2 separate regions of the Homo sapiens genome follow, and region 1 is linked to region 2. The links are chromatin loops, found by intact Hi-C in ENCODE. Cell type or tissue: GM12878. All regions are shown on one strand.

Region 1 (5,000 bases), 120 kb before region 2:
TTGGGATCTAGATTTCTTTATTCCCTGAAGATTTCTGGGAATGTATGCAAATTTTCCCACCTTTTCCTGGCAATCAACAAGCCTTCTGTGTGTGGATCTATCTACTTATCCATAGCATTGTATTAGTCTGTTCTCACACTGCTGATAAAGACATACCTGAGATTGGGTAATTTATACATGAAAAGGGGTTTAATGGACTTACAGTTCCATGTGGCTGGGGAAGCCTCACAATCATGCTGGAAGCCAATGAGGAGCAAGTCACATCCTATGTGGATGGCGGCAGGCAAAGAGAGAGAGCTTGCACAGGGAAACTCCCATTTTTTAAAACCATCAGATCTCGTGAGAGTTATTCACCACATGAGAAAAGCATGGGAAAGACCCACCCCCATGATTCAGTTATCTCCTACCAGGTCCCTCCCACATGTGGGAATTATGAGAGCTACAAGTGAGATTTGGGTGGGGACACAGAGCCAAACCATATCAAGCATGTATTTTTGTATGCAACAATGAGTAAGAAATAAGTATCATTCACTCTGCCTGCAGAGCTGGATTCTCAGCCTTTTACAAGCAAAACCAAACAGAAAATTCTACAAAACTATTTCACCAAAATATTGGGGAAGAACAGTGTAAAGAAACAAGAGAGAGGCCAGGTGCGGTGGCTCACGCCTGTAATCCCAGCACTTTGGGAGGCCAAGGAGGGCGGATTACCTGAGGTCAGGAGTTCAAGACCAGCCTGGCCAGCATGGTGAAACCCCATCTCTACTAAAAATACAAAAATTGACCAGATGTGGCGGTGCCCACCCTTAATCCCAGCTACTCAGGAGGCTGAGGCAGGAGAATCACTTGAACCCAGGAGGTAGAGATTGCAGTGAGCTGAGATCATGCCACTGCACCCCAGCCTGGGCGACAGAGTAAGACTCTGTCCCAAAAAAAAAAAAAAAAAAAAAAAAAAGCGAGAGAGAGAGATGGAGAACTCACAAGAGCATGCAGACCCTGGAGCACTTTTGTGTAGCACTTCAATTTTTTTCTTTCTTTTTTGAGACCAAGTTGCTCTGTCGCCCAGGCTGTAGTGTAGTGGCACGATCTCAGTTCACTGCAACCTCTGCCTCGCAGGTTGAAGCAATTCTCCTGCTTCAGCTTCCCAAGTAGCTATAATTACAGGCCTGTGCCACCACACCCGGCTAATTTTCTTGTATTTTTCGTAGAGACAGGGTTTCACCGTGTTAGCCAGAATGGTCTCTATCTCCTGACCTTGTGATCCGCCCACCTCAGCCTCCCAAAGTGCTGGGATTACAGGCATGAGCCACCGTGCCCGGCCAGCACTTCAATTTTTACTAAATATTTTGGGGGTAACAGAACCCTTTTAGAGTTTAAAGAAAGCTGAAGATATCTTCTGCAGGAAAACACACATAGATACATAAACGCAAAATGTCGCAGATAATTTCAAATGATTTTGTGCCTCCAGAAAGGTTTCCAGGTAAAGAATTCCTATTCTGCGTCCCCCAAAACCAGCAGAAATGGCCAGAGTAAACAGTTTAAAAATGTTCCATGGGATCTGACTAACCCACGTGTAGACAAAGTCTCCAGTCTATAGGTTTCATCTTTTTGAAAAGAACCATAGAATATATAAAATTGCTCCCTTTCTTGGTAGGTTCCTGATATAAGGAAATCAAGTTGTTAACAGAGAAGAAATTGTCAAAGAAGAAAACTTCTTCATAGACCTGCTTTTTGGACTTCTGTTATTTTAACTAATTAGCCAACCACTGTTAAAAGACATTCATTTCGGAAAACTTATTTATTTTGGTCTGCCACATTTATTTGCTTAGTGTCACTCTTATGTACATGGATTACTGGTTAATGAAGTCTAGAACAGCCATATTCAGCATGCATTTCAGTATTAGGCTGAAAATGCAATAAATTTTCTATATCAACTTCTAACTGAAATTAATCATCTTCACTTTCTTCTCAGCTTGAATACTTTTTATGGGCCTTTCTGCTCCTCCCACTCACAAACTCATTAGTTTCACCTGCTAATTTACTTTTTAATTATTTATCTCTGCCATACTGCCCCAGTAGTATTCAGTGGTTCTTAGTAAACCTTGGACTATTTCAGGAAAAAAAAAAAAAAAACTGTCGGAATGGTATTTTTTTTTATAGGAGTCTAAAGTTAAAAATAAGATTTACTTTGCATGCACCATTAAAGGTGATAAATCTTCAAGCTTCAGTTAAGAACATAACAGCATCAAATGTCAGGGAAATTCCTTCTTTATGCCACGTATTTTATAATGAAGTTTAACATAGAATTTAAGGTATTTCTTTTTAAAATGTCACAGAGTTGATGAGCAATCAACTCTTGAAAGATGAAGAAAGAGCTGTGAAACCAGGACTTGTAATTAATTGCTATGCACCAGTACCCAGTGTGGGGTTTTACATCAAACATCTCTTCTCTTTGGGCCAGGGTTCATTCTGACTGGTCAGGCCCCTTGTTCTGATTGGTTGAATGCCTGGGGTGACAACTGTATTCCTGTTTGCATGGGACTTCCCCAGTTTTAGCACTGAAAGTCTAGCCTCCCCTTTTAGTTCCAGGAAAAGTGAGACAGTTACCTCTTTCAACAAAACTCAATGTTACTAATTTAAAAACACCCCAAGTTCACATTTTGTAAATAGTTGTCTCTCTTCAGATTTGTAATACACTCCAGAAAAACATTTTTTAATATACTCAATTTAAAACACATTTAAGACCAGAATGGAAATTACATGAGTATTATGTCAGAAAAGTCTGGTAGCAGAAAGACTAATTTGCATTGGCATTTATAATAGAGAAAATTTACATATTGTGAAATTAAAAGTAAAGATTTTTTTAAAGTATATATGGAAATCTGCCTAAAATATGTTAATCTGAGAATAGTGAAGAATAGAATTGCTTCTACAGCTGAGATTTGTTATTGTTTTTATATTTGAATTGTATTTATTGGAATAAGTATATGAAGTACAAAAGTTCAAAAGAAACAAAAAGTACACATACAATGAAACGTCTCCCACATTTTCTAGACAACCACACAAACAGTTGTTATTTCTAATATTTCTGTCCAGAAATATTCTATGCAAAAAAAGTAAATAAATGGAATTTTTACAGAGTAAAATGATAATTACTAAGATGAAGTTGGAGGAGGAGACCTAACTTGGTGCCACAGCTGGAAAAGGCCTGCCCTGTGGGCTGACTGCAGAGTTGAACGGTAGGTGTTAGTCAAACTAGAAAGACCAGAAAGAACAAAGGCACGGGGTAGAGGCAGCTTGGAGCATTCAGGGAACTGTAAGCAGTTCAGAAGGGTCAGAGCTAAGGGGACAAAAACAGTGGGGACAGTGGGAGATTAATGTGGAGAGACAGGCAGGGCCAGCAAATATGCTTTCTTTCAGTATGAAAGCGCAAGTTTCGTCTTAAATTAGTGTGAACCAAAGAAAAGCAGATTAAGTCTCTACCAGGAGTCCAAAAACAAAAAAAAAAATACAGTAAAAGGCAGTTCTCTTGTTGCCAAGCCTAGTTTGGTCCAACTGCTGGATAATGTGTTAATGACACACTGTGGAGGAGGGGGAAGGTATCCACATAGAAGACAAAACTGAGTATTCTCCAAGACTGATGTCCATCTCTATTAAGTGAATCATAAGCAAGGCTCTGACAAAGGTAGATATTAGGGGAAATTATTTTAGCAAGAATGCTTACTTCCCCCTAAACTGCCTTGACAAGCTCTGAAGGTCATTAGATCACTGGGAAGTACTGCTTTTTAAAACACTCATCAGCCCTGCCTCCTGCAATCATAGTGCAGCCGATGTCATAGCTGTGAGCTTTTAGAAGGCTTTCTCTATGGCTGAAACACTATGGGAGAACCTTAAGAAACACTGTCCTCACTAGCGCATTCCCTCTGCATGTCCATGGACTTCTGGCAACTGTAAACATATTTCTGTTGCTGAGCCAATAAATAGGAACTCTTTTTCTAGAGAGAATGACTTGCACCATTGCATAGTAATTTCTAAGAAATAAAAGAAAGAAATTTCAATCAGTGCAAGACAGGAGTTCCCTTACCTGGCTCTATATTAGAATCGTCTTGAGAACTTAAAAGAGAAAAAAAAGATTCTGACCTTGACTTACCAAGTCAAAAAGAGGGATTGGTGATAAAGGAGTCATCTTTTAAAAAAAAAAATACCTCTGGGATTATTTATACTGATCAACCAGATCTGGGAGATTTCATCTGCTAATCCAGAATGGGGCAGAGTCTTCAAACAATCTTTTGTAATCATAAAACTCGTATCAAATGAGCCTGACTGCATTGAGACTGTTGAAAGGTTTCTAATGACAGGTTGTAAGACTCTTTAACTCCCTGGCAATTTGTTAGTCTCCGTAACAGAGGAAATGGCCAGTGGAGAAGAAAGTCCTTATAGAAACCCATTGGTGATGGGTCATTTAACCATATTGGTGTACCTTAATGCAGTAGATGTGTTCCAGAAAAAAGAGTGAATAAATCAAATTTTTATAAATGGAATTTTTTTTTTAAGTATATGAAGAGCCTTAGAGATTTAAAGGGTTCTTCAGGGGCCTTTTTCAAATCAGCGCTTTATTTTAAAAGTAATACATGCTCGGGGTTAAAAAAAAAATTCACACACAATAGAGAAAAAAGTAATGAGATGTAATAGTCACTTCTTCTCCTTCCAACTCCTCCCACATAATAAACTTAACCCTTACTTGTTTCCCAGCCATTTTCACTGCATATTCCTTGATGATTTTATAAAACCTGTTTGTTATTTTTTTCTCTATCAAAGCATTATAGACACCACCCGTTAGGAAATACAGAGCCCCCTCATTCTTGCAATGGCAGAATGGATGTACCATGATATGTAATATCTATGGTCTATGTAACTATTCCTCTTCTTACAGAAATTTAGGTGATTTCTTCTCTCTCTGTTTCTCTCTCTCTCTCTCTCTCTGTCACACACACACACACACA
Region 2 (5,000 bases):
CTAAGCATTTGTTACAGAGTTAACCGAGAAGAATGCCTGTGCTTATCCTCTGGGAACAACTGTAATGATGGGATGTTTCTCTATAAGTCTGAGAAATAAACTGCTGGAATGTGATGCCATATCTGATATGCTGTGTTTGTTTTGCCAGTGTAATACTGTCACAACACTGTTGAGTGAGCTGATTTCAAGCTGTTGATATAGTTCAGACCTTGGCAGTTCTCTAATCTCCTTGACACTTCAGTGTTTGATTGCATTCGTTTGCCCTGCAAATAGTCGACAGTGTAAGTGATCTCAAAGTGAGAATATATCTAAAGTCTGTATTTGTAATAGACAAGGTTTGAAGGAAAGCTGAGACCTTGTTAAATTCACATATGGACTTCCTGAGCATGCAATAAAGACTTAACTTCTACTTGATGGAGCCTGTCAAACAGCCATATTACAGGCATGATTTGGTTGCATGGGACTTCTATTCTTAATGTTAAAATAAAATCCAATAAAATGAGTTGGCGAAAATCAAGCTGTCATGGAGTTGCTAAAAATCTTGTTCCAATGAAATGCTATGAGAAAGGCCTTATCATTATGCTGTTTAGTTTTTACCAATTACCCTATAAAGTATTAATTTATATATATATTATATATATAAATAATAATTATTATTAGAGACAGAGTCTCACTCTTATCACCCAGGTTGGAGTGCAGCGGCATGATCTCAGCTCACTGCAACCTTGGCCTCCCAGGTTCAAGTGATCCTCCTATCTCAGCTTTCTGAGTAGCTGGGACTATAGGCATGCACCACCACGCCTGGCTAATTTTTGTATTTTTTTGTAGAGGTGGGGTTTCACCATGTTACCTAGGCTGGTTTCAAACTCTTGAGCTCAAGCTTTGGCCTCCCAAAGTGCTGGGATTACACATGTGAGCCACTGCACTTAGCCTATATTATTAATACTATTATTATTGTTGACTTCTTTTTACAAAACAGAAAGCTTGAGTCTTAGGCTGATTGCTTCCCTAAGGCTTAGATGGCCTATGGATTTGATTCCAGGTAGCCTATCTCCACATTTTGTACTCTTGAACATTTTCTAATTTATTTACTAATTCCTCAGTCACGTAAATGTCATCCATGAAAAATATTAGAGTTTTGGTATCTCAGAGATGGTTCCTTAGAGCTCTCAGCCCTAAATGGAAACACATCTTTTTGATAGTGTGTTTTATTTTCCAAATCCCAAGAATCTGTGAAATTAGTAGTGTTCTTGACCAACAGTTAGATAGCCTCTGCTTGAATGCTTCTAATAACTGGAGAGCTCACCACTTCATGGTGACAACATTTTTCATTCTTGCATAAATTCTTCCTAAATTTGAGCTATCCTGAAGGTCAGTTTAGCTTTCCTATCGTCTAAAGTACTGTATATTGCTGTCTGAAAACACACAGACAACTAAATGCTCCAGTTGCTTTTTTTCCCTTTTGGTGACAGCTTTATTGAGATAGAATTCATATAGTATACAGTTTACTCATTTAAAGTATTTTGCATATATTCAAAGAGTTGTATAATGATCTTATTTTAGAACATTTTTATTATACCCGAAAGAAACCTTATACCCATTAGCAGTTACCTATTTTCGTTAAACACCTCCAGCCCTAAGCATCTACTAATTACTATCTTATAAATTCGCCTATTCTGGACATTTCATTTAATAGGTGGCCTTTTGTGTCTGACTTCTTTCACTTAGCAAAATATTTTCAAGGTTCATCTATCTTGTTGTATCAGTACTTTTTTTGTTGTATTTTTAGTAGAGACTGGGTTTCACCATGTTGGTCAGGCTGGTCTCGAACTCCCGGCCTCAAGTGATCTGCCTGCCTTGGCTTCCCAAAGTGCTGGGATTACAGGCGTGAGCCACCACGCCCAGCCTTGTTGTATCAATACTTCATTTATTTTATGGACAAATAAAAGTCCACTCTATGGATATACCACATTTTGTTTATACTCTCATTTCTTTATGGGTATTTGGGTAGTTTCCACTTTTGACTATCATGAATAGTGCTGATCTAAACATTTGTTTCAAATGCTTTTTTTTTGTATGAAACACTGCTCTGTCTGCTCCTGCACTGTGATGATTTTTTGATTAATCTCATGTAGTATTTTACTTGGTAAAATCTCATACTGTTGGTATTAGTCTGGTTCCGCCTTGCTGGAAGTTTGAAATTTTGATTCTTTGATTGATCATATGATTTGTTCATTTCAACCTTGGGTACTATGCCAATTGGTTAAATCTCCATTCTCTGTCCTCATCCATGTCAGTGATCAGTATACTGATTGCTGAGTGGTGTGGCCTCTCTGCCACATAGCTTATTGCTGTGGAGGAAAGAGAGTCTTCTCTTAGCCATTGTTCTGTGTGGAGTTGGCGGACTAACACATTTTTATATTCATATGCAATATTTTCAATTCTAAAAATCCTTATGTTTGTACCAGAACTAAGATGTCCTGGCATTATGGAATTATTCATGTCAGTTGCCTATCTCTGGTCAGGTAGTTAGTTGTGACATCCAGCAGCTCAGACTACAATTTGAATTCTGGCTCTTGTCCCACTTATTATCAGAATGACCTTTGGCAAATGACTTGAAGGTTAACTTGGGTAATTTTCTCATCTGGATAATGCGGATAGTAGAAGGACTTAACCTCATAAGGTTTTTGAGAGGACTGAGTGAAGCAGTCCCCACAATACACCATCATGTGCTGGGCATGTTGGTAAGGGCTGGATTTCAAGGATGAAAACAGAGGCCAGAGAACTTTCTGTGGCTTTCTGAATGTCAAAACTGAGACTGTGCAGATCAAGCAGAACGCTTTCTGTTCCTTCCAAGGCTTGTTCCCTTCAGGTTTCAGTTTCAGACGGAAGCGAAGTTGTTTGTGATGCCGGAGCACACACCTGCGGGAACTGTAGACTTCTTAGGAGTCCACCGGGGTTGCGTCGCATTGCTTCCACGCCTCTGTCCTCACCAGTGTTGCCAACTGTGGATTTGTGTGTGTGTGTTTATCGTTGTTGGCCATGCACCAGAAACAGAGATATCAGTCACATTTAAACTCTGCTGCCCAGGAAACTCCTGCCTACAAACCCAGCCCAGCCCTTTGAGAACCTCACCGACCAAGTGAGTGATATGTTGAGAGATGAGCATAGCCATCTTACCATTCATGTCTGTGAATTATTATTTATTCAGACTGGATCTCGTTAAGAGAACTGTGTGTAATCTTAGCATGATAATCGGATTCCACTTATCACTTGGAACTGTGACTCACTTTTGGAATTTTAAGGACGTAATTACAAAAAAAATTCTTGGTTATCTTTTAAAAAGGAGTCTGTTGTCCTTAGACTTGTTAACTCTTCAACTGCTGTTTTCCAAATCGTGGTACAAAGTTATTATTTGCAGGTATTCCCAAGTGGCCTTATAAAAACCAAAAAGGCTTCTTGCTAATTCTCTTCAGATGCTGATATAGAAATGACACTGATTTTTTTCTTTTTAGTATTTAAGAGCACCCACTAGAAGGATATTTAATATTTGTATGTAGTTTTTTTTTTCCTGTTATGTTAAGCAGAATTTCAGGACCTTGCTGTAGAGCAGCATCTCTCCATTTAAGTAATGTGTAGACCCCTTTTCAAAGGGGAAAGCACCTTGCAAGAACCCTGTGAATTGTACCAAACCCAACAAACATAAGGTAAACCTAAGGTTTACATGCAAGTCTCTTTTGATTGCCAGTTATCAGGGTTCTTGCCTGGCTTGTTGTTCATAAATGGGAATATTTTATTTTTAGATTATCATAGAATTGAAAAAAAAAATCTTCCCAAGTAGCTGGGACTACAGGCACACACCACCATGCCTGGCTAGTTTTTTTTTTTTTTTTTTTTTTTTTTTGGGGTAGAGGGATTTCCCTATGTTGAACAGGCTAGTCTTGAACTCCTAGCCTCAAGTGATCTGCCTGCCTTGACCTCCCAAAGTGCTGGGATTACAGGCGTGAGCCACCGTGCCCAGCCTTGCCATGCCTACTTTTTAATAAGGTTGTTTTTTGCTTGTTCAGTTGTTTAAATTCCTTATAGATTCTGGATATTAGATATTGGTCAGATGCATATTTGCAAATATTGTCTCCCATTCTGAAGGTTGTCTGTTTACTCTGCTGATATTTTTCTTTTGCTGTGCAGAGCCCTTTAGTTTAATTAGGTCCAGTTGTCTGTATTTGTTTTTATTGCAATTGCTTTTGAGGACTTAGTCATAAATTCTTTTCCAAGGCTGATGTTTATAATGGTGTTTCCTAGGTTTTCTTCTAGGATTCTTATAGTTCCTGATCTTACATTTAAATCTTTAATCCATCTTAATTTTCATATGTGGTGAAAGGGAGGTGTTCACTTTCATTCCGCTGCATATGGCTAGCCAGTTATCCCAGTATCATTAATTGAATAGATAATCCTTTCCCTATTGTTTATTTTTGTGGACTTTGTTGAAGATCAGATGGCTATCAATGTATGGCTTTATTTCTGGGTTCTCCATTCTGTTCCATTGGTGTATGTGTTGGTTTTTGTAATAGTACCATGCTGTTTTCGTCACTGTAGCCTTATAGCATAGTTTAAAATTAAGTAATGTGATGCATCTAACTGTGTTCTTTTTGCTTAAGATTGCTTTGGCTATTCGGGATCTTTTTTGGTTCCATATGAATTTTAGAATAGTTTTTGTTTTAATTTTGTGAAAAATGATATTGGTAGTTTGATAGGAATAGTGTTAAATCTGTACATTGCTTTGGGCAATATGGTTGTTTTAACGATATTGATTCTTCCAATCCATGAGCATGGGAGGTTTTTCCATTTGTTTGTGTCATTTGTGATTTTTTTCAGCAGTATTTCGTACTTCTTGTAGCAATCTTTCACCTGCTTGATTAGATGTATTCCTAGGTATTTTATTCTTTTTTGTGGCTATTGTAAATGTGATTGCGTTCTTGATTTGGCTGTCAGCTTGAACA

The links. Hi-C counts contacts between places; a loop is a spot of excess contacts. Peaks named below come from ENCODE experiments on the same cell type or tissue, not always from the same donor. Only the 100,000 strongest peaks of a DNase experiment are listed, where the experiment ranks them.
Region 1: it touches region 2 in a loop (3-fold over the local background); 1 of 110 quality-filtered maps calls a loop at or near these places.

Annotation. Positions count from the first base shown.
Region 1 is chr3:61,518,992-61,523,991 of GRCh38, forward strand. No RefSeq gene overlaps it. Among named protein-coding and RNA genes, the nearest start is that of PTPRG, 40 kb to the right of the region's middle. RefSeq lists an enhancer at 3,467-3,546. In GM12878, no CTCF peak of the experiment used is centred here; a DNase peak (open chromatin) is centred at 2,470.
Region 2 is chr3:61,634,715-61,639,714 of GRCh38, forward strand. All of the region lies in intron 1 of PTPRG (protein tyrosine phosphatase receptor type G), which reads left to right. LOC124909388 (a long non-coding RNA gene) reads left to right here. Exons shown (of 2, transcript XR_007095940.1): 2 at 1-119. Among named protein-coding and RNA genes, the nearest start is that of PTPRG, 76 kb to the left of the region's middle. In GM12878, no CTCF peak of the experiment used is centred here; a DNase peak (open chromatin) is centred at 2,797.